Regions from separate parts of the Homo sapiens genome. Here region 1 is linked to region 2. A link is a loop called in an ENCODE intact Hi-C map of the cell type or tissue named here. Cell type or tissue: heart right ventricle. All regions are shown on one strand. Links, peaks and the distances in the headings refer to the core of each region. The heading gives the core; the rest is flanking DNA.

Region 1 (10,985 bases), core at 1-5,000, 240 kb before region 2:
GGCATGAGCCACCACACCCAGCCTAAAATAGCATTTTTAAACAAAAATATTGCACGTAAATGTAATAAATTTAGATATTAATAAGCATTTTCCCAGATAAAAAGATTACATATAAATAAAAAACCTGGACGTGTGAGAGAATATTTACAGTGCTTATTTTGACATGGGATTGTGGATAACTTCTATTTCTTACTTTTGCTTACTTGTCTTTTTTATGGGAATATTCATCATTTTGGAATGAAAAATTTAACTATGAACTCTAAAGGCAAAGAGAAATGAATGTGACATAACTTAGGCTATATATCTAATGTATATTTATTTCATTTTGCAGCATTGCTTTTCTATTTTGCAGACAGTAATCCTCTCAGAGCTGTGCCTGGTTTGGGGGATGGTGCCAGGATGGGGCCAGGATGCGGGTCTTGGGCACAGTCAGAGTCCTCTCATCTGCCCGCAGGATCTGCATGGGGCAGGTGTTCGCCGTGGCCGAGATGAAGGTGGTCCTGGCACTCACGCTGCTGGGCTTCCGCTTCCTGCGGCACCACATGGAGCCCGGCAGGAAGCCAGAGCTGATCATGCATGCGGAGGGCGGACTTTAGCTGCTGGTGGAGCCACTGAGCTGAGGCCTGCAGGGATCCACCCTAACCCCACCCACCCACCTTTGCAGATTCCCAGGAATAAAATGTTTGTCACCTCTGCCTGAGTCTCATCTAAAGCCAGCAGGGGCTGCTTGGGGACTGCAAGGATCCAGGGTGTGTGTGGGTGGAAGTGGGGCAGGGTCTCTGAAGCCAAGACCCTGACTGCCTCTCTGGCTGACCACATGGATCGCAGGTTCAGAGCCCAACAATGGACTTTATCATGTGGGCAATAAGGAGCTATGGGAGGTGCTTGAGCAGGAGAGGGACCAGGTTTTAGGATGGATTTAAGGGGCAATATTGAGGCTCTGAGTCCCTTTCTCTTCTGGGTCCCTGATGCTGCACAGGCAGCCTGTCCAGCAGATGCTACCTGAGCACCCCTCCCTCCCAACTGTGTGCCAGGTGCTCTCATAAGAGTGTCGGGGGGAAGGTGCATCCCCATCCTTTCACCTCTAAGTTCCTCCTCCATTCCCAGCACAGGCCTCCCTGGCCCATTTTTGGGGGGGTCAGGGTCAGGGTCATCCCTTTTGGCTCTAGAGATTCAAAGCCAGACCACTGGATGCAAACACCACCCAAAGGCATGGGATCTGGAGCCGGACTGCTTGGGCTCAAGCCTCAGCTCTGCTGTGTGACTTGGGCAAGTTAATTCCCTTCTCTGTGCTTTGGTTTCCCAACCATATAATGGAGACAACAGCACCTACGTCAGACTCATCCCAGGGACTAAATATAAGGGGCTCAGAGCTGTGCCACTTTATAGAAAATGCACTATAAACGTGGCCATTATTACTTCCTGCCTCAGAAAGCCTGGCTCTTGCAGATCTCAAAAGGTCTTTTGAGACTGTTATTTGTGTATCTTGGAAATCAATGGCAACAATTTTTTTTTTTTTTTTGAGACAGAGTCTCACTCTGTCACCCAGGCTAGAGTGCAGTGGTGTGATCTCGGTTCACTGTGACCTCTGCCTCCCGGATTCAAATGATTCTCCTGCCTCAGCCTCCTGAGTAGCTGAGATTACAGGTGCACACCACCACGCATGGCTGATTTTTGTATTTTCAGTAGAGATGGGGTTTCACCATGTTGTCCAGGCTGGTCTCGAACTCCTGGCTTCAAGTGATCTGCCTGCCTTAGCCTCCCAAAGTTCTGGGATTACAGGTGTGAGCCACCATGCCTGTCCGGCAAGAATTCTTTTTGTTTCTTTGTTTTGTTTTGTTTTTTGTTTTGAGACAGAGTCTTGCTCTGTCACCCAGGCTGGAGTACAGTGGCACAATCTCGGCTCACTGCAACCTCCGCCTCCTGGGTTCAAGCCATTCTCCTGCCTCAGCCTCTGGAGTAGCTGGGATTACAAGCGCGTGCCACTACGCCCGGCTGATTTTTGTATTATTAGCAGAGACGGGGTTTTGCCATGTTGGTCAGGCTGGTCTCGAACTTCTGACCTCCTGATCTGCCTGCCTCGGCCTCCCAAAGAGTTGGGGATTACAGGCGTGAGCCACTGCGCCTGGCCAAGAATTCTAACGTGTGCTCATTGAATGAGCTCTGCCTGCCCTCTCTGCTGTGCATATAGGAGGCGCTTCTTTTTTTTCTGAAAGCGATGGGGGCACATGGAAGTGCAAGGGGGTGGGAGCTGAAGGAAACCTCAGTGAATGTCTCCCAATAAGATCCTGCTACAAACATTTATCTCTTAGCATAAGGGACTCGGCACCACTGATCCCTGCAGACCCCTCAAACCTCCTTCCCAGCTGCTCTCCCTCCCTCTCTGCACTTGGCCGCCCTGGGCTCAATTCTGATTCCCTAATAGACTCTCTGTTCTTCTCTCACAGCCTTTGGATTTGCGGTTCCCTGTGCTTGGAATGCTTTTCTCCCAGCTCTTTTGTGACTGAGTCTCATCTGATTCCAGGATTGGCTGAAATGGCACCTTTTCATCCAAGCTCTTCCTCCTCTATCTAAACAGCCCCCCATCCCAGATAATTTTTATCCCATGATCAGTTTTTGTCATAGCATTTTATTGCTCTGAGAGAGTGTTTGTTTCCTAGTTTATTGAAAGCAGATAGGGTACGCAATCCTTTATCGTTTGTCTTCTTCATCGAGCTGCAAGTTCCATAAGGCAGAGAGATCTCTTTTGTCCTGTCTGTTCTTGTTCTGTTTATTCAATTATAGTAGATTCTGTTAGAGCTCTGCCTGTAACTCTTTGCATATTGCTGTTGCAATATTTACTATCCTGTCTTCCAACTGCCAACGTCTCTTTGCTGCAGAGCTTCCTGTAGCTGGATCTCACTCTGCCTCTCAGACAAGCCCAGAAGTGTTGGGAAATTAACCTCTCATTGATTGGTTCTTAACCAAGGACTGATGGTTGCTGGCAGATGAATCCTTCAACCCCCCACCCTCCAGCCCTTTTCCTGGAATAACTCAGTGCATTCCCTACACTGTCCTCTAGAGGTTCCCAGTGAACCGCACCCCCTCTCCGATTAAGGCTCACACTTAACAATAGGCCCAACACCAGGCTCTTTATCTCAATCTGCTTCTGGAGACCCATCTAAGACACCTGCTTGAAGAGAGCCTAGACATAATTCAGTAAATATTTCTCCTTCTCTCCCCTCCCCCGCCCCTTCCTTCCCCTCTCTAATGACCAATAATGTTGAGCATCTTTTCCTGTGCTTCCCAGTGTTTAAAACAGCATTTTTAGCCTGGACGCGGTGGCTCACACCTGTAATCCCAGCACTTTGGGAAGCCGAGGTGGGTGGATCACTTGAGGCCATGAGTTTGAGGCCAGCCTGGCCAACATGGCGAAACCCCATCTCTACTAAAAATACAAAATATGTAGCCAGGCATGGTGGCACACGCCTGTAGTCTCAGCTCCATGGGAGGCTGAGGCAAGATAATCACTTGAACCTGGTTGGTGGAGGTTGCAGTGAGCCAAGATTGCGCCACTGCACTCCAGCCTGGGCAACAGAGTGAGACTATCTCAAAAAATAAAATATAAAATAGCATTTTTTTTTTTTAGATGGAGTCTCACTCTGTCAACAGGTTGGAGTGCAGTGGCGTGATCCCCCTCCACTCCCCTCCTTTTGTTTTTGCTCTTTCTTTTTTCCTTCCTTTCCTTTCCTTTCCCTTTCTTTCTTTCTCTTTTTTCCTCTTTCTTTCTTCTTCTATCTCTAGCTCTCCTTCCTTCCTTCCTCCCTCCCTCCATCCATCTCTCCCTTCTTCCTTCCTCCCTCCTCCCTTTCTTTCTTCTTTCTTTCTCTCTTTTTCTTTCTTTTTTCTTTCTTTCTTCCTTCCTTCCTTTCTTTTTCTTTCTTCTCTCTCTTTCTTTCCTTCTTTCTTCTTTCTCTCTCTCTCTGTCTCTCTCTTTCTCTCTCTCTCTCTCTCTTCCTTTCTTTTCATCTCACTCTGTCGCCCAGGCTGGAGTACAGTGGTGCAGTCTTGGCTCTCTGCAACCTCTGTCTCCCGGGCTCAAGAGATTCTCGTGCCTAAGCCTCCTGAGTACCTAGGATTACAGGTGTGTGCCACCACGCCTAGCTAGTTTTTGTATTTTTAGTAGAGACGGGGTTTCGCCATGTTGGCCAGGCTAGTCTCAAACTCTTGGTCTCAAGTGATCTGCCCGTCTCAGCCTCCCAAACTGCTGGGATTATAGGTATGAGCCATCACCCCCAGCCGGTTCAGTAAACATTTCTGAATAAATGACAAACACGATCAACACTAGTACCACACGATATCGCTATTTATTTGTCAGAAATATTGCTTCTAAACTTCTCCCCAGACTCACCCCCAAGAAGTTGGCTAGAACTTGAGCAGTTGTCCTTTAATTGCGATTTATTTCATGAACAGGTAACATATGATTTTAACGTGGTTGTCATAAGGAAGTGCTGATAGGCAAGGTATCTGGGAGTGACGCTGACACAGTTGGGTCCCAGTCGGACTGTGCTTCTGTATGATAAACTCCAATTGTATAGTTCATTTGTGCTTTCAAAAGGTACTTATTAAGGCCAGGCACACTGCACTCCATCTTGGGCAACAGAGTGAGACCCTGTATCTTAAGAAAAAAAAAAAAAAAAAGGACTCACACCTGTAATCCCAGCACTTTGGGAGGCCGAAGCGGGAGGATCACTTGAGGTTGGGAGTTCAAGACCAGCCTGGCCAACATGGTGAAACCTCGTCTCTACTAAAAATACAAAAATTAGCCGGGTATGATGGTGCATGCCTGTAGTCCCAGCTACTTTACTAGGGAGGCTGAGGCAGGAGCTTTGCTTGAACCCGGGAGGTGGAGGTTGCAGTGAGCTGAGATCATACCACTGCACTCCAGCCTGGGTGACAGAGTGAGACTCTGTCTCAAAAAAAAAAAAAAAAAAGATATTTATTAAGTGCTTAAGCCTGTGTAATAGTTGTCTATTACTATGTAACAAGTCAGCCCCCCACCAAAACATAGTGACCTAAAACAACAAATATCAGGATTAGGGCATTATATTTCAATACATTGGAATTATTTAGAAGACTGTGATACTCAATATAAATATGAGAAAGAGTCTCACTCTGTTGTTTTTGTTGTAATTGGTTTTTGGGATTTGCCAAAAATTATTTGCCAAGGCTGATGTCAAGAAGGATGTTTCTTAGGTTTTCTTCTAAGATTTTAATACTTTGAGGTCTTACATTTAAATCTGTAATTCATCTCGAGTTAATTTTTGTACATGGTGAAAGGTCAGGGTCCCGGTTCATTCTTCTGCACATGGTTAGCCAGTTATCCCACGAACATTTATTGAATAGGGAAGCAGCCAACAAACAAATGAAAAAATGTTCCTCTTCGTTAATCATCAGACAAATGCAAGTCAAAACCACAATAAGATTCCATCTCACACCCGTCAGAATGGCTGTTACTAAAAAGTGAAAAAAAAAAAAAACAACCAAATACTGGTAAAATTGCAGAGAAAAGGGAACACTGCTGGTGAGAATGTAAATTGGTCTAGCCACTGTGGAAAGCAGTTTGGAGATTTCTCAAAGAACTTTAAACAGAGCTACCATTTGACCCAGCAATCCTATCAGTGGGTATCTACCCAAAAGAAAATACGTTATTCTACTAGGTAGACACATGCACTTGTGTGTTTACTGCAGCACTACTCACAATAGCAAAGATGTGGAATCAGCCTAGGTGCCCATCAACAGTGGATTGGATATTTTTTTCCTTTTTTGAGATGGAATCTCTCTCTGTTGCCCAGGCTGGAGTGCAATGGTGTGATCTTGGCTCACTGCAACCTCCGTCTCCTGGGTTCAAGTGATTCTCCTGCCTCAGCCTCCCGAGTAGCTGGGACTACAGAGACCCACCCTCACGCCCAGCCAATTTTTGTATTTTTAGTAGAGACAGGGTTTCACCATGTTGGCCAGACTGGTCTTGAACTCCTGACCTCAGGTGATCTGTCTGCCTCGGCCTCCCAAAGTGCTGGGATTACAAGTAGGAGCCACCGCACCTGGCCTGTATTCATTTTTTTAAAATATCATTTTACGTTCAGGGGTACATGTGCAGGTTTGTTACACAGGTAAACCTGTGTCACGGGAGTTTGTTCTACAGATTATTTTTGTTACCCAGGTATTAGGCCTAGTACTCATTAGTTATTTTTCCTGATCCGCTCACTCCTCCTACCCTCCAGCCTCCAATAGGCCCCAGTGTGTGTTGTTCCCCTCTATGTGTCCGTGTGTTCAAATCATTTAGCTCCCACTTATAAGTGAGAACATGTGGTATTTGGTTTTCTGTTCCTACGTTAGTTTGCTTAAGATAATGGACCCCAGCTCCATCCATGTTCCTACAAAGGACGTGATCTTGTTCTTTTGCATGGCTGCACAGTATTCCATGGTGTATCTGTACCACATTTTCTTTATCCAGTCTATCATTGATGGGCATTTAGGTTGATTCCATGTCTTTGCTATTGTGAATAGTGCTACGATAAATATTCTCATGTGTGTGTCTTTATGGTAGAATGATTTATATTCCTTTGGATGAATACTCTATAATCAGGTTGCTGGGTCAAATGGTAGTTCTGTTTTTAGCTCTTTAAGGAATCGCCACACTGCTTTTCACCATGGTTGAACTAATTTACACCCCCCACCAACAGTGTATAAGGATTCCGTTTTCTCTGCAACCCCCTGCCCCCAGCATCTGTTATTTTTTGGCTTTGTAGTAATAGCCATTCTGACTGATGTGAGATGGAATCTCATTATGGTTTTGATTTGCATTTCTCTAGTGACCGGTGATGTAAAGATTTTTTTTTCATATGCTTGTTGGCCACATTAAAACTACAAGTAGCTACCTAGCTGGGGAGATGAATGAAAGCTGTTGGGAAATGTCATTGTCCTCGGTGTCCAAGAAAAGAGTCACACAAATCATTTCCTCGGTTGAAATGTCCACCACTTCATCGTGAGAAGCCAAGAGCACTTTTCATGCTAAGCTGTGAGAAGCAGAGAGTGGCGGTGGGGGTGTCAGTACAGGGATCTGAGATTCCGTTCTCTGTTGCTTTGTGTTTCAGTCACCTTGGACAGAAATCAGCTTTGCAGAGGAGACTTGGTGCCCACTGCCTCCTGAGCTCAGAGACCCAGGTCCTCTTTCCGGCTGTGTTAACAGATGACCAGATATCTCAGGATCTCGGGCCACACTCTAAGCCAGGAAGGAGGAGCAGTGTAAGAGACTTGAAGGGGAGTGTTTCCTTCCAAGGGCTGGGTGGAGTTTCCCAGAAATAAGCATGTAGAGTAGGAGCATCTCAGAGCAGAGTGAGCTGCGGTCATGATTGAAGGCAGGGATGCTAGCAGCAAGGACCCCAAAGAATTATCAGCATTGGGGCCCAAACTTCCCCCCAGGCTGGGGGAAACTGGTGAGTCAAGAAGCTGGGACCAGAAACCCTTTTATGTGCAATTAAGAGCTTGGTGGGCCAGGCGCGGAGGCTCACGCTTATAATCCCAGCACTTTGGGAGGCCGAGGTAGGTGAATCACAAGGTAAGGAGTTCAAGACCAGCCTGGCCAACAGGCGAAAACCCGTCTCTACTAAAAAATACAAAAAATTTAGCTGGGTGTGGTGGCGGGCGCCTGTAATCCCAGCTACTTGGGAGGCTGAGGCAGGAGAATCTCTTGAACCCTGGAGGCGGAGGTTGCAGTGAGCTGAGATCGTGCCACTGCACTCCAGGCCGGGTGGTAGTGCGAGACACCATCTCAAAAAAAAAAAAAAAAAAAAAAAGAGCTGGGTGCTGGGTTGCCCCTGCACTCTAACCATAGGCAGGAGAAAGAGAGGGCATGGAGTTCCCATCTTTCTGAGGCTTCCTCCTCATTACTCCACATCCCAGAGGGACAGGCTTCTTTTTCTAGTCTTTTCTGAGTCCTCAACATCCGGTGCATTCAGCAGGGGTCCCAGAAGAGCACGGGGGATTCAGCGATTTCCCTGCAGCCTGAGAGGAGTCTCGGGCATCTAAGGAAAAGAGAGTGGGTATCCCTGAAGGGAGGGGAAGCTGACCTGGTTTCCACCCAGGGCAACGGGCACAGAAGCCCCATGACAAGACCTGGAAATGCCGGGCGCGGTGGCTCACGCCTGTAATCCCAGCACTTTGGGAGGCTGAGACGGGTGGATCACGAGGTCAGGAGATCGAGACCATCCTGGCTAACACGGTGAAACCCCATCTCTACTAAAAATACAAAAAATTAGCCGGGCGCGGTGGCGGGCGCCTGTAGTCCCAGCTACTCGGGAGGCTGAGGCAGGAGAATGGCGTGAACCCAGGAGGCAAAGCTTGCAGAGAGCGGAGATTGCGCCACTGCACTCCAACCTGGGCGACAGAGCAAGATTCCGTCTCGGAAAAAAAAAAAAAAAACAAAAACAAAATAAAATAAAAAATAAAAAAAGACCTGGAAGTATCTCTGCCCGGTGGTGTCTCTGATCCTGCTTCTCCTGGTTGTTCTCCTCAGTGTGCTTCTGTCCAGAGGTAAGGCGGCTGAATCAGGGGGACCAGGTGGCCCCGGGACAGCAGCCATGAGGGCTCCCAACCTGTAGGGTGGGTCGGATTCGGAAACGCTGGGATAGGGGTGGAGCCGGAGGGGCTGCTGGTCGTGTCCCTGGGGGTGACCATGGTGACACAGGAGGGAGCTGACCTCCTCACCAGCCTCAGAGGGAGGCATGCGGGGGTGTGTATGAACTGAAGGAGCAGAATCATTAGCGAGCAGGTTTGAGTCATTGGTGAGCACCTCCCCTAAGCCCAGCCCTGAGCTGGGATTAGAACCTCCAGGCTGCCTGCATTCCCTAAACAGTCCAGACACACTGGAATGAAATTCCCTCCTTACTACTCACTAGCTGGTTGCTTTTAGACAAGAAACTTTATGTCCCTGGGCCTGGGTTTTCTCATCCGCAAAATGAGTGGAACATTTCAGAGCTCCAAAGTGCCTTGCCCTGGGGCTGGAAGAAAGTCTTGGACTCTGGGAGTTGGGGGAACACAGAGAAACCCCAGGGAGGTTCTTTGAGTGAGGGGAGCGTCTAGAACATGCTGCTGGCGTCTCTCCCCAGTCTTGAGGATGACGAAGGATGTGCGGGATGAAAAAGGTGAGTGGGCGTCCAAGGAGATGCCCCGCCCCCCGACCCTTAATCACATCTCCCAACCCGCAACTCTGCCAAGACCTTTACCAGCGCGTTCTCTTTGGGTCTCTCAGTGACACCGGGGCTGGCAGACACCGGACATGACCGGGACTTCATTCGGGGTGAAATGTTCAGGCAAATAAAGGTTGTCCAGGCACGCAATGGTGAGGAGTGGGGAAAGGGAGGTGGGGGAAGGGCGGGGACTCTGCTCCTTTCGGCACTGGTGACGGGGGCTTCCTGTAGCAGGGATCTCGGAAAGGCAGCCCAATGCCCGGGGGATTCTTGGGTCTTTTTAGTGCTAGCGGAACATGGAGAAAGTTGAGGTGACATGGTCAGACCAACGGATAGTGAAGGGATACCAGAAAAGTAAGGCTTTGAGGACAGTGAGACCTGCTCTGCAGGTGTGGCTGTGTGCAACCGCGGGGACAGCCCCTTTAACCTCTCTCAGCCTCAGTTCCCTCAGCTGCAGAATCGGGGGGAAATGAGCAGTGTCATTCTCAAGAGTCATTGTCAGGATTCAGAGCCTCCTCTTTTCTTTTTCCCTCCCCTCCCTTCCCCCTTCCCCTCCCCTTCTTCTTCCCCTCCCCCTCCCCCTCTCCCTCCCCTCCCCTCTCCCTCCTCCTCCCTTCCCCCTCCCCCTCCCCTTCCCTCCCCTCCTCTTTCCCTGGACTATGTTGCCCAGCCTTGTCTCACATTCCTGGGCTCAAGCGATCCTTCCACTTTGGCCTCCAAAAGTGCTGGGATTACAGGTGTCTGCTGTAAATCTACCTCTGACCGGAGCCTCCACTTTAAATCACCACATCAGTGTGCTGCAAAATACAGTGGGTCCTCTGCAGCCTGTCAGATGAATGCAGCGAGTTTGCTAAAATGCAGATGCCTGGGTTCCACACAACCCTATTGGATCACATTCCGTTGTAGGTGGTACCTTTGTGCTACATATTTTAAGTAGAACTCTTTTCCTTCCCAAAACTAAAAAAAATTAAGTCGATATCAAAAAGTTAATAAAACTTTGAAAAATATTTAATTGACTTTAATGCAAGTTTAATTTAAATTTAAATGAACATTTAATTAAATGAAATGTTTTATAAAATTTCAATGGATAATTGTATAGATCCATGAGGTATAATGTGAGGTTTTGATAAAGGTACACATTGTGGGCCAGGCACAGTGACTCACACCTGTAATCCCAGCACTTTGGGAGGCCAAGGAAGGCAGGTGGATCACTTGAGGCCAGGAGTTTGAGACCAGCCTCGGCACCATGGTGAGACCCTGTCTCTACTAAAAATACAAAAATTAGCCAGTCGTGATGGCCTATGCCTGTAATCCCAGTTTCCTGGGAGGCCGAGGTACAAGAATTGCTTGAACCCAGGAGGCAGAGGCTTCAGTGAGCTGAGATCATGCAACTGCACTGCAGCCTGGGTGACAGAGAAAGACTCTGTCTCAAAAAAATAAAAATAAAAATAAAAATTTAAAATGCATACATTGTGGAATAATCATTCCACAAGCTAATGAACATATCTATCAGCAAATCAAGCTAATGAAACTATCACCTCACCCACATATTCTTTTGTGTGTATGTGGTGAGAACAGTTAAAATCTACTCTTGGCTGGGCGTGGTGCCTCATGCCTATAATCCCAGCACTCTGGGAGGCTGAGACGGGCGGATCACCTGAGGTCAGGAGTTCGAGACCAGCCTGGCCAACATGGTGAAACCCCTTCTCTACTAAATACAAAAAATTAGCCGGGCGTAGTGATGGGAGCCTTTAA
Region 2 (17,140 bases), core at 7,029-12,028:
GAGTCTCACTCTTGTTGCCCAGGCTGGAGTGCAATGGCCCTATCTTGGCTCACAGCAACCTCCGCCTCCGATTCTCCTGCCTCAGCCTCCCAAGCAACTGGGATTATAGGCATGCAGCACCATGCCCAGATAATTTTGTATTTTTAGTAGAGACAAGGTTTCTCCATTTTGGTCAGGCTGGTCTCCAACTCCCAACCTCAGGTTATCCTCCTGCCTCGGACTCCCAAAGTGCTTGGATTATAGGCATGAGCCACTGTGCCTGGCCGTAAATGTAATTTTAAGATGAGTGGGGCTGTCCACAGGCAAGGACAAGGAGAAGGAGTTTGAGACCATGCAGGAGGCATGCGGTATTGTGGATGTTCACCAGGCCTAGGTTTGGATACAGTTCTGCTATTTCCTGGCTGTGTGACCTTGGGCAAATCTCTCAACCTGTCTGCACCTTACGTATCTCATCTGTAGGAGTCATATGGTGGATGAAATGGCTGGTGGAGTTGACCCTGAATACAGCTAGAGCTGTGAGGGTTTTACAGTTGTGCCCCAGGGAGGTGAACTGACCATCGTGGGGGGGGGGGGCAATTCATCATCCTGAACAAAGGAGATTAATTACATGTATTATTTGCCTAAATATACTATGAAAGGATACAGAAAAAGTAAAAGTGTTTACCTTTGTAAAGACGGCGAGACTGGATAAATGAAGGGCATAGGTACAAGAAACATTTTTCACTGTGCATTTTATTTTTTACATGAGTGAATATATTTTCTGCCAAAAATATTGCATTTGAAAATTTAGCCACCAGCTGTCAAGGAGTCTCATCTGAATCACAAAAAGGAGGAGGTAGAGCAAGATGGCAGAATAAAATGCGTCATTGATCGTCTCCTCCACAGGAACGCCAAATACAACAAATATCCACACAAGAAAATACCTTCATAAGAACCAAAAATTAGGTGAGTGATCATGGTATCTGGTTTTAACATCATATCAAAAAAAGAGGTACTTTGAACTCATGGAGATAGAGAGTAGAAGGATGGTTACCAGAGGCTGGGAAGGGGAGTGGAGGAGTGAGGGGAAGTTAGGGATGGTTAATGGGTACAAATAAAGATAGAAAGAATTAATTAGACCTATAATAAGACCTACTATTTGATAGTACAACAGGGTGACTATAGTCAATAATAACTTAATCGTACATTTTAAAATAATGAAAAGAATGTAACTGGATTGTTTGTAACACAAAGGATAAATGCTTGAGGGGATGGATAATCTATTCTCCATGATTTGATTACTGTGCATTGCATGCCTGTATCAAAATATCTCATGTACCTCATAAACATATATACCTAGTATGTACCCACAAAAATTAAAAATTTAAAGAGGCACTAAAGAATGTACAAAAGACAGGTTTTTTTTCTTTTTTCTTTTTTCTTTTTCTTTTTTTTCTTTTTTTTTTTTTTTTTGAGACAGAATCTTGCTCTGTCACCCAGGCTGGAGTGCAATGGCACGATAGCTCACTGCAACCTCTGCCTCCCGGGTTCAAGCAATTCTCAAGCCTCAGCCTCGCAAGTAGCTGGGACTACAGGCTCATGCCACCACGCCCAGCTAATTTTTGTATTTTTAGTAGAGACAGGGTTTCACCACGTTGGCCAGGCTGACCTTGAACTCTTGACCTCAGGTGATCTGCCTGCCTCGGCCTCCCAAAGTTCTGGGATTACAGGAGTAACCCACTGTGCCTGGCCAAAAGAGTCTTAAATTGCCTACACTAACACTTCCCCATCTCCCAGAAGTGGCCTCATGGCTGGAGAGAGAATCTGGGTGCTTGAGTGGAGGGGAGAGAGCACAGTGATCATGGGACTTTGCATTGAAACTCAGTGCTGCCCTGTCACAGCAGAAAGCAACATGGGGTAGAATTTAGCCAGTGCCGACAGAGGAAGCATTTAGGCCAGCCCTAGTCAGAAGGGAATTGTCCATCCCAGTGGTCAGAACCTGAGTTCCAGCTAGTACCACCATTGCAGGCTAAAGTGCTCCAGGGTCCTAAATAAACTTGAAAGGCTACCACCTATGTTTGTTAAAGGCCCAAGGGCTCTACAATCAGTATGTGGTAAATCCAGCTACAAGGACTGCAATTCTGGAGCAAGTCCTGGTGCTGCGCTGGGCTCAGAGCCAGAGAACTTGGGGTGCACACAACCTAGTGAGGCACCAGCCAGGGCAGCCAAGGGAGTCTTGGCAAGCATCATCCCTCCCACAACTCCAGGCAGCACAGCTTGCTGCTCCAGGAGAGACTTCTTCCTTCTGCTTGAGGAGAGGCAGCTTGGATACCAGCTCAGCCACAGAAGAATAGGGCACCAGACAGCATCCTGAGGCTCCCATTCCACGCTCTAGCTCCCAGACAACATTTCTAAACACACTCTTGGACAAAGGAAACATGCTGCCTTGAAGGGAAGGACCCAGTCCTGGCAGGATTTACCACCTGCAGATTAAAGAGGACATAGGCCCTGAATAATCATCAGTGGTAGCTGGGTTGTACTTGTTGCAGGCCTTGGGTGAGACTCAGTGCCATACGGGCTTCAGGTGTGACCCAGCACATTCCCAGCCGTAGTGGCCACGGGGAGAAGCTCCTTCTGCTTGAGGAAAGGAGAGGTAAGAGTAAAGGGGACCTTGTCTTGCAGCTTGGGTACCAGCTTAGCCACAGTGGGATGGAGCACCTGGAGTCCCTGATTCCAGGCCACAGCTCCTGGACAGTATCTCTGGACCCACCAGATATGTGGGGAACTCACTGCACTGAAGGGAAGGTCACAAGGCCTGGCTAGATTTACCACATGCTGATTATGCAGCCCTTGGGCCTTGAGTCAACACAGGTGGTAGCCAAGCAGTGGTCACTGTGTGCCTTGGGCAAGACCCAGTGCTGTGGTGGCCTCAGGTCTGACTCAGCACAGTCCCAGTGGTAGATGCCACAGGGGTGTTTGTGTCAACCCTCCCCTAGCTCCAGACAGATCAGCACAGATCGAGAGAGAGACACATTTGTTTGGGGGAAAGTAAGGGAAGAGAAGAGTCTCTGCCTGGGAATCCAGGGAATTTTCCCAGATCTTACCCAAGACAACCAAGGCAGTACTTCTACTAATCTGCAAGAGTCCCAGCATTACTGGGATTGAGGTGCTCCCTGTGTAGATACAGCTGTGGTTATCAAAGACTTAGATTACTGCACTCAATTCCCTTTGAATATTTGGAAAGCTTTCCCAAGAAGGACAGGTACGAACAAGCCCAGACCACAAAGACTACAGTAAATGCCTAACTCTTCAATGCCCAGACATCAACAAACATTCACAAGCATCAAGACCATCCAGGAAAACATGACTTCACCACATGAGCTAAATACAACACCAGTGATCAATTCCAGAGTGACAAAGATATGTGACCTTTCAGGCAGATAATTCAAAATAGCTGTTTTGAGAATGCTCAGTAAAATTCAAGACAACACAAAGAAGGAATTCAGAATCCTATCAGGTAAATTTAACAAAGAGATCGAAATAATTAAGAAGAACCAAGATTGAAATAATTTAAAAGAACCAAAGAAATCCTGGAGCTGAAAAATCCATTTGACATACTGAAGAATGCATCAGAGTCCCTCAACAGCGGAACTGATCAAGCAAAACAAAGAATTAGTGATCTTGAAGACAGACTATTTGAAAATTCACAGTTAGAGAAGATAAAAGAAAGAAGAATTTTAAAATGAAGTAGGCCTACAGGATCTAGAAAATAGCCTCAAAAGGGCAAATTTAACAATTCTTGGCCTTAAAGAGGAGGTGGAGAGAGATCAGGATAATAACAGAACTTCCCAAACCTAGAGAAAGATATCAACATTCAAGTACAAGAAGGTTACAGAAAAGCAGGCAGATTTAATCCAAATAAGACTAACTCAAAACATTTAATAGTTAGGCTGAGCAGGGCGGCTCACACCTGTAATCTCAGCACTTTAGGTTGCCGAGGCAGGTGGATTGCTTGAGCCCAGGAGTTTGAGACTAGCCTGGGCAACATGGCAAAACCCTGTATCTACCATATATATATATTAGCCGGGCATGGTGGTATGCATCTGTAGTCCCAGCTACTTGGGAGACTGAGGTTGAAGGACGGCTTAAGCCCAGGGGGCAGAGGTTGCAGTGAGCTGAGATCATGCCTCTGCACTACAGCCTGAGTAACAGAGCCAGATCCTGTCAAAAAAAAAAAAAGATTAATAATTAAACTCCCAAAGGCCAAGGATAAAGGATCCTAAAAGCAACAGGAGAAAAGAAACAAATAACATACAAAGGAGCTCCAATATGTCTGGCAGAAGACTTCTCAGTGGAAACCTCATATGCTGAGAGAGTGGCATGACATATTTAAAGTGCTGAAGGGAAGAACTTTTATCCTAGAATAGTATATCCAGCAAAAATATTCTTCAAACATGAAGGAGAAATAAAGATTTTCCCAGACACACAAAACCTAAGGGATCTGCAGACCTGTCTTAAAAGAAATGCTAAAGGGAGTTCCTCACTGAAAGAAGAAGATGTTAATGAGCAATAAGAAATCATCTGAAGGTACAAAACTCACTGTAAGTACATAGACAAACACAATACTATAACACTGTAACTGCGGTATGTAAACTACCCATATATTGAGTAGAAAGACAAAAAATAGTTGTTATCTATTGCTTTGAAAATGAAATCTTTACCCCAAAACTTATTTGATGAAGTTACTCAATTTGTAACCAATGATACCTCAAACTGTCAACTTGTATGAAGACAATTCTTGCAACGTGAGACAAAGCACTTTTATATCATTTTGTAACATCACGCCATTTTTAAGAAATAGAGTGGTTTGAATACATAACCCAAATATTTGTTAAAACCACAAAATAATGTTTCATAAAATGATTTGATGTCATGGAAAGATGTTAACAGCATATCGTGTGAGTAGCCCAAATTAACAAAAATTTGAGATAAAATAGCATTTTTTGTTTGGGTAAAATTCACAAAACATAAAATTCACCATTTTAAAGGGTACAATTTAGTAGCATTTGGTATATGCACAGTGTTGTGGAAACTTCACCACTATCTAGGTCCAGAACATCTTCACCACCCAGCAGGAAATCCTGACCCCATTAGCACTTCCTCTTCCCACTTCCCCACAGCTCCTGACACCACCAATCTCCTTTCTGTCTCTATAGATTTGCCTATTCTGGACATTTTTTTTTTTGAGACAGAGTCTCACTCTGTTGCCCAGACTGGAGTGCAGTGGCGTGATGGCATGATCTCAGCTCACCACAACCTCCACTTCCTGGGTTCAAGTGATTCTCCTGCCTCAGCCTCCCAAGTAACTTGGATTACAGGCATATCCCATGACGCCCAGCTAATTTTTCTTGTATTTTTAGTAGCGACGGGGTTTCACCCTGTTGGCCAGGCTGCTCTTGAACTCCTGACCTCAAGTGATCTGCCTGCCTGGGCCTCCCAAAGTGCTGGGATTACAGGCATGAGCCACCACACCCAGATGGACATTTCTTATAAATAAATCATACACTATGTGACCTTTTGTGTCTGACTTCTTTCACATACTATAATGTATTCAAGGTTCATCCAGGTGGTAGTATGTATCAGTACTTCATTCCTTTTAATGGCTGAGTAATATTTCATTATACGAATAGATCACATTTTCTTTATCCATCCATCTGTTAATGGATATTTGAGTTCTTTCTACCTTTTGGCAATTGTGAATAGGGCTGCTATAAGCACGAATGTACAAGCTTTTTTGTTTGAACAACTGTTTTCTATTCTTTTGAGTATATAGCTAGGAGCTTAATATGATATCGTGGAATTGCATCATATAGTAATTCTATGTTTTAGTTTTTCAGAATCTCCAGACTGTTTTCCACAGCAGCTGCACCATTTTTACAGTCACACCAGGAATGGATGAGGGCTTCGATTACTCCATATCCTCTCCAACATTTGTTATATTCCCTTTTTTAGATGCTAGCCATCCTGTAGGTGTTGAGGTGACATCACGTTGTGCTTTTGGTTTGCATAATGGGAATAATGTTTAGCATCTTTTCATGTGCTCATTTGGCAGGAAAATAGCACTTGTAAACAAAATTACATGCAAATGTGATATGACACAGCTATATAGATGTAAATAAACATTTTCATATGTAAAAAGATCACATATGAATTAAAAACTGGAAGCATATGCAAGAAAATATAAACAGTGATTATTCTGACATTTTGAAATTATGGATGATTTTTATTTCTTGCAATTTCTTCTATAAGCATGCATTATTTATGAAACTTAAACTTTAAAGGGAAGAAAAATTGACTTTCAGCATAGAATATATTAAATAGTTATTTATTTCGTTTTGCAATGTTCCATTCTTATTTTGCAGCCAATAATCCTTCCAGGTTCCCAATCTATGGGCCCCTGAAAAGCGCTCAGTCCTTGGACTCTGCGCCCCGCAGGAGCCCCCTACAGTCAGACAGGGGAAAGTCCAGGTGCAGCCGCTGTCCCTGGTGCTGAAAGGGGCGGCCCCTCCCCCCCCCCGCCCGCCCCCCGCCCAGCCCACACCCTCTACCTTCCTCTCACTTGAAAACCTTCATGACCTGAACTTTTTAGACAGGAATAAATTCTGAGTCGTGCCTCTCTGGAAAAATTAATTTTTTCCGTTCTAAGCTTTGGGCCAACCTTTCACCAAAGTCCACTGTAGATTCTCGGATGTAATAACGGATATTTTGAGCACACAAAACATTCGAATGAATTTTCCTCAAGAGAAGGTTGCCATGCATCCCAAAGCTTGAAGCAACCTCTTGCGATTTTTTAAAATGTCAAAACTTCAAATGTGATGCAAAAAGAAGAGAAAGAGAGGCAATTAACCCTCATGGACCGCTAATACCCAACAGATGTGGCTCAGGGATGTTGTAGATACTGGCTTGTTCAGTCTTCCAGCAGCCCAATGAGGTGAATACTATTAAGTGGTAAACAAAACCAGGGCTACAGAGATAAACAAGTTTTCCCCAAGCCAATCAGCTAGTGAATAGCAGACTGGGATTCTGACATTTATAATACAACTTCAAGGTGATGTTTAGTACAATTCCAAGGGGATATGGATTATCTTAGCCCATTCAGGCTGCTATGACAACATAACTTACACTAGGTAGTTTATAAACAACAGGTATTTATTGCTTACAATTTTGGAGGCTGGGAAGTCCAAGATCAAGGTGCCTGCAGGTTCAGTGTCAACTAAGGGCCTGTTCCTCATAGATGGCACCTTGCACGTGTCTTTACATGGTGGAAGGGGCAAACAAGCTCCCTCAGGTCTCTGTTATAAGGGGTAATCTCACTTACGAAGGCAGAGCCCTCACAACTTAATCACCTCCCAAAGGCCTCCCCTCTTAATACCACCATATGCAGACTAGGCTTCAATGTATGGATTTGGGGGCTACATAAACATTCAGGTCACAGCATGGATCTAGGGTCATAGACCCTGACTGCTTCTAGCCATCTGCCCCATCTGCCCTAAATAGCAGTCCCTGTCCTCATGAGCCAAGATGGAGCTCCAGAGGCCACATCAATCTTGCAAGCAATTTGTTAAAAAGTCAAAAAATAGCAGATGTTGCCAAGGCTATGGAGAAAAAGGAACATTTATACACTGTTGGTGGAAATATAAATTAGTTCAGCCACTAAACTAATGGAGTGTGGAGAGCAGTTAGGATATTTCTCAGAGAATTGAGAGTTGAACTACCATTTGACCTAGCAATCCCACGACTGGGTATACACCCAAAAGAAAATAAATCATTCTGCCAAAAAGACACAAGCATCCACATGTTTATCGCAGCTCTAATCACAATAGCGAAGATGCTGAATCAACACAGGTGCCCATCAATGGTGGAGTGGATAAAGAAAATGTGTAGAAATACACCATGAAATACTATGCAGTCATTAAAAAGTACAAAATCATGTCGTTTGCAGCAACATAGATGCAGCTGGGGGCCATTATCCTAAGCAAACTAATGCAGGAACAGAAAACAAAATATTGCATGTTCTCACTTATAAGTGGGAGGTATGCATTGGATACACATGGTAATAAAGATGGGAACAACAGATCCTGGGGACTACTAGACAGGGGAAGCAGGGAGGGGGAAAAGCTGAAAAACTGCCTATTAGATACTATGCTCACTACATGGGTGATGGAGTCATTCATACTCCAAACCTCAGCATGATGCAATATACCTTTGTAATAAATTTGCATGTTAGCACCTGATTCTAAAATAAACATTGAAACTCAAGAATTTTTATTCTCACACCTGCAATTCTGGCACTTTGGGAGGCTGAGGTGGGCTGATCACTTGAGGCCAGGAGTTTGAGACCAGCCTGGCCAACATAGCAAAACCCCATCTGTACTAAAAATACAATTAGCCGGGTGTGGTGGTAGGCGCCTGTTATCCTATCTACTCAGGCGACTGAGTCAGGAGAATCACTTGAACCCAGGAGGTGGAGGTTGCAGTGAGCCACTGCACTCCGGCCTGGGCGACGAGAGACACCATGTCTCAAAAAAAAAAAAAAATCTTCCAAGCAGCAGGAAGGAAGAGGGGAGGACTGAGCAGACAGACTGTAGCAGCTTTCTCTTAAGAAAGGTTACCAGAATTACCACATAATCTTTGGCTTCTACACATGGGACAGCCACAGTCACTTAACCAATTGAGCTTCAAGAAAGGCTTTCAAATGTGATCTGTATTTCAGGCTGCTATGCACCTAGCTAAAAAACAGGGATTCTAAATTGGCAAAAATTTATATCAGAATACACAATTATTTTGGGGGGGAAAAAGTCTTTACTTAGACTCTGGGAGATCCCACCCTCAGCACGGGGCTCCTGTGCTCACCCAGAGAGGCAGTGAGTATCTTGGGCACAGAGACATCTCCCCGCCTCTTCCCAGCCAGGCCCTAGATCCCCGCAGTCCTCCAGCGCCCCCTACTGGCCATCCGCGGGACTGAGGCACAGGGGCCAACACAGATTTATTACCGGAAATCTGAAAAGGTAGTTGGTGCAAAGGTAGGTGATGCAAAGGTAGGTGGGTGGGTCACTGCAGGCCTCAGCCCAGGGGTTCTACTCGCAGCCAAAGTCCGTCCTCCGCACGCAAAACAATCTCCGGCGTCCTGCGTGGCTCCCTGTGGTCGGGCAGGATGCGGAAGCGCAGCAGCGTGAGCGCCAGGACCACCTTCATCTCTGCCATCGCGAACTTCTGCCCGATGCAGTTCCTGGGGGCCAAGGTGGAAGGTCTGACTGCACCCAGGACCCAGATCCCGGCCCCACTGCGCCAGGAACCAGGCCCGGAACCCCCAACCCCACCCAGATCACCTTGGGCAGACAGGGGGGAAGCTGGGTCTGGGACCCCCATGTGGGCTTGCATATTCCCAGAGCCTAGCCCAGACCCCAGCCCCAACTGAAACCAGACGGGGCAGGAGGCTCTGAGCACACCCTTTTTCCTAGGATCTTCTTTAAAACCCCTATCACAGAAACACGTGGTCCTACAAGTCAGGCATCTGACAAGGCAGCCATCTGTGCCACCCTCAGCCCATGCCCACCTCAGACACCCCCTGGCCTCACCTGGGCCCCGCCGAGAAAGGAATAAAAGCCATAGGTGACCTCTTCTGGGCGTTTTCTGGGTCGAAGCGGAAGGGGTCATAGACCTGGGGTGGAGGCAAGTTAAGGCTGCTGATGGGGCCTCTCAGGACACCCAGCCACCCCCACATAAAACAGATGTGGGTGGAGTAGAGAGGGAGTATCTGGTTTTCCGGGACAAGACCCCTCCCCCGACCAGGCCCGGGGGATGGAGAAACAGGGAGGGGCAGCACCTCAGGGTCTGGCCAGACTGAGGGGTTGTGATGGATTGCGAAGATGTTGATGTTACAGACATTCCCTGTCGTGCAGGAGAGGACAGTAAGAACAAGGTCCGAGCTGCCTGCTGGGACCACCGCCCTGCCCAGGACCCTCCTCCCCTGCCATGGAGGGCACCTTTGGGGATGACTCGGCTGTCTGGGAGCACCACGTCCTGGGTGCAGCCGCGGGCGAATGTAGGGATTGGGGGATGCAACCGCAGGCTCTCCTTCAGGCACATGGTCAGGAAGGGCAACTGGGCCAGGTCGTCCCTAAGGAAACACCCAACAATTATCCAGAGAGCATACACGGCCCTCCTGCTGCCCCTGGAGACCCTCTCACCACCTCCCTCTGACCCTCAGTCCTATAACAAAATTAATTCCAGAAGCAACAAAGATGTAAGCATTAGAAAACCAAAGTCACAAAACTACTAGAAGAAAAGTTGACCTGGTGTTTTTAGAGGTATTTCTGAGCAAAACAATATTCAGAGGGTGTCTCTTAAAAGTATTCATTCCGGCGGGGTGCAGTGGCTCACTCCTGTAATCCCAGCACTTTGGAAGCCTGAGGCAGGAGGATCACTTGAGGTCAGGAGTTCCACACCAGCCTGACCAACATGGTGAAATCCCATCTCTACTAAAAACACAAAAATTAGCCACGCATGGTGGTGGGCACCTGTAGTCCCAGCTACTCAGGAGGCTGAGGCAGGAGAATCCCTCGAACCTGAGAGGCAGAGGTTGCAGTGAGCCGAGATCACTCCACCGCACTCCAGTTTGGGAGGCAGAGCAACTCCATCTCAAAAACAAAAGTGTTCATTTGTTTGTGTGAAAAAGTATTTAAAATTATATAAAGAGGTAACAAAAGCAGGAAAAAAACATCTCTACAAAGGGCTTATAAAGTTATTTGAATAAATAATCTCCACTCCACACTGTAGGGTGGGATGACCATATGTTGTAAAGGTGTCAATTATTTCTAAACTAATCAATATACTTCATGCAATTAATAAAAATCTAGCTGGATTCTTTTTGGAACTTTGAAATCTTATTCTAATTGAAGGAATTTTAAAGTTCATCAAGGGCTAGGTCAATTTTTTTTTTTTTTTTGAGATGGATTCTCACTCTGTCACCCAGGCTGGAGTGCAGTGGCCTGATCTCAGCTCACTGCAACCTCCACTTCCTGCGTTCAAGCGATTCTTGTGCCTCAGCCTCCCAAGTAGCTGGGATTACAGGTGTGCACCACCACACCCAACTAATTTTTGTATTTTTAGTATAGATGGGGTTTCACCATGTTGGCCAGGCTGGTCTCAAACTCCTGACCTCAAGTGATCTGCCTGCCTCAGCCTCCCAAAGTGCTGGGATTACAGGCATAAGCCACCATGCCCTATCCAAGCTAGGTCAATTTTTAAATAAAAGATTGAAGAAGGAGAACCCAAGCTTCCAGATATTAAGAGATATTACAAATGCATACTAATAAAAATAAAATAATTTTAAAAAAACTGTGGGACTGCTGCAAGAACAGAAAAACAGATCCATAGAACAGAGTAGAGAGCTCAGAATCAGGCCTGTGAATAGGGGGAAACTTAACATCTGCTAAAGGAAGGTCCACACGCCCCTGGAGAATGGATAGTGTGGTGGAAGTTGTTCAGACCACTGGAAATGTGGGAACAGAGAGAAACAGGTTCTTGTCTACTGCATATACAAGGTGGAGTCTTTTCCTTTATGAGAAAGGTAAAATTATAATGTTAAAAGATGATAACATAGGAGAAATTTTTGTGACTTAAGAGTAGGAATTCTTAAAACCCCAAAAGCTTAAACAAGATAAAATATAAAGGATAAATACGCATGCAAATTAAGGATTTCTGTGCAGTAAAAGATACAGTGGACCCAATTAACATTCCAATGAGAGATAAGAGATTCAGAGAAGATGCCTAAGATAGATAGATAGATAGATAGATAGATAGATAGATAGATATCCAGAACAATATCTGAATATGTTAGGAATTCCTGCAAATCTACAAGAGAACGAACAGGTAACCCAAGTGAAAAGTAGACAAAGGATTTGATCTAAGAATTCATGGATGCTCAAACATGAGAAATGTAAGAGGAGATGCGCAAAGTCACTAGCTGTCATAGAAATGGAAGCTAGCTGACAACGAGGTACCACTTCACATCTATTCGAGGCTAGAATGGCCAAAGGTAGGTGTTGCCAAGGGTTGGCTGAGGTGTGGGTAGAGGGGTCACATGCACTGACAGTGGGGTGCACAGAAGCTGCCAATATGGAAGGCAACCTCCAGGACATGGCCAAGGAAAGATGTGTGTTTTACAGCCCAGCAAGCTGGTTCCCAACTGTAGATCCCAGAGAAATTATCAGACATGCAGATAAAGAGATATGCACAAAGATGGTCATTGCACTGGAGAGATAGAAGCAGTCCAGGTATCCACTACAGAACTGAAGAGAAAAGGACTAGATCATAGCTAAAAGCAAGAGAATAAATGTACTTAGAACCACGGTGCTGCAAATCATAGTGCTACATTTATATAGCACAAATCATAGCATGCAACCACGGTGCTGCAAACGTAGCACAAATCATAGTGCTATATTTCTGAAAAGGTAAGAACCAGCACAACATCTGTGAAATAAAAACATATATAGAATTTTAAAATGTATCCACCCCAACAACAAGTTTTACAGATAAAAGTATCCACCATTTTGTAATCATACTGATGGAGAGCTGGAAGGAGAGATTTGAGATAAATGGGAAGAAATACGTATTGTATAGAAAAATGACGAGAATTTGCCATGAATTGAAGAGCATCGTTAACTCAAACATTAGCACCTAAGGTCCAAAAAATTTATTAATTAACATTTTCAAAAGTATTTGTCAAACTGGCTAACCTGATCACAGAGTTCAAATGGAAAAAAATAGGAACTCGAGGGAAAAAAAACTGTAAACACAAAGTAATGAGACAGAACAAACTCTACCAAATATTAAAGTGTTTTTAAAAGTAGACTTCATGCTGCTCATGTAGGACTACATAATAAATGGAACAAAATGAAGGCAACAAATAAAACCATATATATACATACATGCCTAAGATAGGCATATATATATATGGTTTTATTTGTTGCCTTAAAATACATATATATATAGTGTATACACTATATATAGTATGTGTGTGTGTATATATATATACACAAACACTATATATATATACACTATATATATACACTATATATATATATATACACACACATAGTTTCTTGTGAATTTGTTGTTATTTAGAATCATGACACAAGGACAAAATATTCATTAAACTTGGTTGGGACAATTAGACATTTGGAGAAAAAATAGATTCCAACATAGATTTCAAAGGGAAAAATTTCTAAATGTGAAAAATATTGATAAAATGTTAAACTTTTAAAAATATATAAGCCTATTAAAATAAGTCAAACAAGAGTTTTGCATTTTACTATTAGAGTATAAAATGGTTTTTAAATATTTTTTTAAGAAACACAAACAGGAATTATAAAAGAAAAAATTAATAAATTTGGTGACAAATAAATGAACCAAAAATAAAAATAAAGTCCAAGACAATGCGAGGCAACATTTTGCATAACAGAAAAAAGAAATAATTTTCTTAATATGTAAAGAGTTTTTATAAGTAAATAAGAAAACTAGTACGACCCAAAGTAGAAAAAACAAATTACGCAAAAACTGACTTCACAGAAAAATAGATATGGATGGCTCATCGGCAGGTGAAAACAGTGCTCAACTTTACCCACATTTAAAGTTATGTTCATTAAAATAACAAAATATTATATTGCATCTATCAGATTGGCAAATGTTTTAGTTTCATAATAGGCACTTCTGGGGAGGTTATGAGGAAATTTGGTATTCTCAAAATCTGTGTATAGCAGTAGATTTCCCAAGAGCTATTGAATTGTAAAACTCAAATGGTCTTTGGCTCAGCAGTTGCACTTCTAGGAATCTGCTCTACAAAGATGACATGTCAGCAATGATCATCGTACACCGATATTCAACACATCATGTCTTTTATACCAAAAGGCTGGAAAGTATAAAAACACGCGTTGATAAGAGAATGTTTTGATAAATCATAATATTAGATTGGTCCAAAAGTCATTGCGGTATTTGCCGTTAATTCTCCAAGCAGCCCTGTGGGACAGCAATTCCCCACACCCCCAATTTACAAAGGAGAAAAGTTGTTCAGAAAAGGGAATTGATTTTACTAAGCTTGCATAGCAAGTTAGTGGGGAAATAAATATGGACTCCCAGACCATTCTGTCCCCAAAGCATGCAATGTTACCCTTGCTAGCCTGTTTCTGGGCTCTACTCCTATTCCCACTAGGCAACAATGGCAGAATCATCAAAAAGATCCTCCCCTTTTCCCCCACCTGGGGAGAAGAACCAACGAGAAGGACTCAGAAAGGCAGAAAGGCAGAGCCACCAGCACCTGCACTCACCATTCAATCTCTTTAGGCTCACGGTCCTTCAGAAGCTCTTGCACCTCCTGCCGGCAGCGTTCTTGGTATTCTGGGTGCCTCGCGAGGTTGTACAAGACCCAGGAGAGGCCACTGGCCGTGGTGTCATGGCCTGAGGGTCAGCCAGGCAGGCTTGAGTCTCTGGGCTGCTTCAGCACCCAGAGGGTGGACAGCGCCCATACATTGAGGCTCTCAGGAAGGTTGAGGGGAGGGGGAGGTTGGGCAGAATGAAGTGATTCAGGGCCGGCCCTCCACTTCCCTGGAGTGGAGAGACCCCTGTCCCCACTGTAGCCCCAGACTGGGACACTCACCTCCAAACATGAAAGTGTCAGCTTCTGCTCTTATGTCCTCATCTGACAACTCTTTACCATTTTTATCCTGGAGACAAGAACCCCAATCACACTAGTTCTGGGGTCACTGGAGTCTAAACTGAAACAGTCTCTGAAGACCCATTATCCCAGAAGGATCCCTCCCTTGTCACCTCCAGATCTACCCCCACATGCTTCCTTCCGACCTCCTGTTTGTTCTTCCCAGGAAGCTTTCTATGCAATCACCTCTAAAATTTATCTGACTTGTCCCTCCCTTCTTCGAGCACCTTCCATGGCTCCTTAGTGCCCTCTGTATCAAGTCCGGTCCTTCAATCTGACATTTGACCTGAAGCTCCATTTTACCTCTTGAATTCAGATCCCAGAGAGGCCCACCTCGCTCAGCAGGAGCACATCAATAAAGTCCAAAGTCTTGGACTTGGCCTTGGCTTGGAGGAAGTCATCAACACCCTGGCTAGTGAGGGTGCGGCGCCGCTCCTGGATGACGGCATCTGTGAAGTCGTGCACCAGTCTGCAGGCCCTGTGGAAGCGCCGTCCACAGGGAGTGAGGAAGTACAGGAAGTCCTTGTACCGGAAGAACTGGTTATTCCGTTTCACTACAAGGGCACTGAGCTCCATGATCGCAGTAATATATTCACTGGGCTTCCTGCAGGGCCAGTCCAGAGAGAGGAAGCAGCTCCTTACCCACATGAAAGCCTGGGAGCACCTTCCAGCCAGAATCCCAGGACCACATTCCATGCAGAAAGGGGTGTCCTGCAAGCGCACTTCACTCTCTGCCTCCCACTCTCTGTGAGCTGCCTCCTGCCCCAGGTCCCCAGGGCACAGCTTGGCCATCATGGGCATCTCCTCTCTCTGTCTTATAAAACATCTGCTCCTGCCTATTATTACTCAGTTTCTCCCAAATCTGCCCCATTTTCTCCACCAAACTCAGACCTCCTCTCCCTGGCATCCTTGCATGCTGTGTCTACATGACAGTCAATCTTCCATAGAGTCCCATAGAGTCCAGTGTCCAAGCTCAGTACTGACCATGTCTCTCATCTGCTCAAACACCTCCATGGCTCCTTAGGAACCTTGGATAAAATGCATCTCCCTTTGTCTGACTTTTCAAGATCCTTAAGATCTAGTTAACTGCCAACCCCTCCACCTTCATTTCCAAGTGTCTCCCAACTGCCTGTTGCACATGCTCTGTTCATCTTAGCCTCCTTGCCTTGACCCAAACAGTTCCACTTGTTTGGAGGAAACTTCTCTTTCTCTCGCTCTCTCTCTCTCTCCTTCTCTCCTTCTTTGTCCTTCAATGCCTAGTTCTCATCATCTCTCCAGGAAGGCTCTTCTTGTCTCCCTGGGCTTTGCTCTCCCCACACCCACACCCCCACTCCATCCCATGTTCCCAGGCCCTGGGCAAGAACTCACTCCTGACAATTGCTGTCAAAGCTGAAGATGCATTTCTGCAGACTGTCCAGGGTCATAAGGCTGATGTGCTCAAACACATCCAGACAGGTGCTGCCCTCCATGGCCAGGCGTTGCCACTTGGCCTGGCCAGAGAAGGGAGCAGGGCTGGGGCCAGGCCTTGGCTCCTCTGAGTCCCCCTGCAACCCCAACCACCAGGATGGACTCCCCCAGAGGCATGCTCCTGGTTTTCTGTCCCAGACCCCCATCCTCAGGGAGGACTACGCTTGGGTGAGAGTGGAAGCTGTTACTATTAGGAGATGAAGATCCCATGGCTGGGTTCAAGCCCCAGCTGTGATTCCTAAGCTGTGTGTACCCTTGGTCAACTCACAGCCCTCCTCTAGGTCTCACCTGTCAAATCCTCAATAGCAATCAAGATGACCTGCTTTGATGCCAGGGAGCCAGGCTAGAACCCCTTTTCCCCCACTCTTAGACTCACTGACAAGCTGGGTGAACTTGGGAAATCTCTCTAACCTCTCTGGCCCTCAGTTTCACCATTTGTCATGGCATGGGGGAGAGGGTGGAAAATATCCTCTACTTCACAAGGCGGTGTAAATTAAATGAGACCACATACACCATGGAATAGGCATATTACATCATTTCTGTCATATGATGAGTTCTCAATAAATATTATCTTGATTCATCTTCATTGTTATAAATTGATTACAAAAAGTCCCTGTGATCCCCCTGAACATTTTTTTCTGAGCATGCCAAGAATGCAAAACTCTGAAGTTTTGTTGTTGTTGTTGTTTGTTTGTTTTGTTTGTTTGCTAGTTTTTGAGATGGAGTCTCGTTCTGTTGCCCAGGCTGGAGTGCAGTGGCACAGTCTTGGCTCACTGCAACCTCTGCCTGCTGGGTTCAAGCAATTCTCCTGTCTCAGCCTCCTGAGTAGCTGGGGTTACAGGCACGCACCACCACGCCCTGCTAATTTTTGTATTTTTAGTAGAGACAGGGTTTTGCCATGTTGGCCAGGCTGGTCTCGAA

What was found. Peaks named below come from ENCODE experiments on the same cell type or tissue, not always from the same donor. Only the 100,000 strongest peaks of a DNase experiment are listed, where the experiment ranks them.
Region 1: it touches region 2 in a loop (9-fold over the local background); 67 of 110 quality-filtered maps call a loop at or near these places.

The regions. Positions count from the first base shown.
Region 1 is chr19:15,861,309-15,872,293 of GRCh38, reverse strand. It overlaps the pseudogene CLEC4OP and the pseudogene CYP4F36P. Among named protein-coding and RNA genes, the nearest start is that of CYP4F2, 31 kb to the left of the region's middle. RefSeq lists a silencer at 7,121-7,415. In heart right ventricle, for the core only: a CTCF peak has its summit at 3,061; no DNase peak of the experiment used is centred there; H3K27me3 peaks cover 1,976 bases.
Region 2 is chr19:15,621,321-15,638,460 of GRCh38, reverse strand. It overlaps CYP4F8 (cytochrome P450 family 4 subfamily F member 8), which reads right to left. Exons shown (of 13, transcript NM_007253.4): 6 at 16,121-16,242; 7 at 15,086-15,356; 8 at 14,696-14,762; 9 at 14,367-14,496; 10 at 10,026-10,159; 11 at 9,866-9,930; 12 at 9,618-9,700; 13 at 7,822-9,268. The coding sequence ends at 9,103. Among named protein-coding and RNA genes, the nearest start is that of CYP4F3, 11 kb to the left of the region's middle. RefSeq lists a silencer at 8,846-8,895. In heart right ventricle, for the core only: CTCF peaks have their summits at 8,792 and 8,992 (motif pointing left); a DNase peak (open chromatin) is centred at 8,980; H3K27me3 peaks cover 2,169 bases.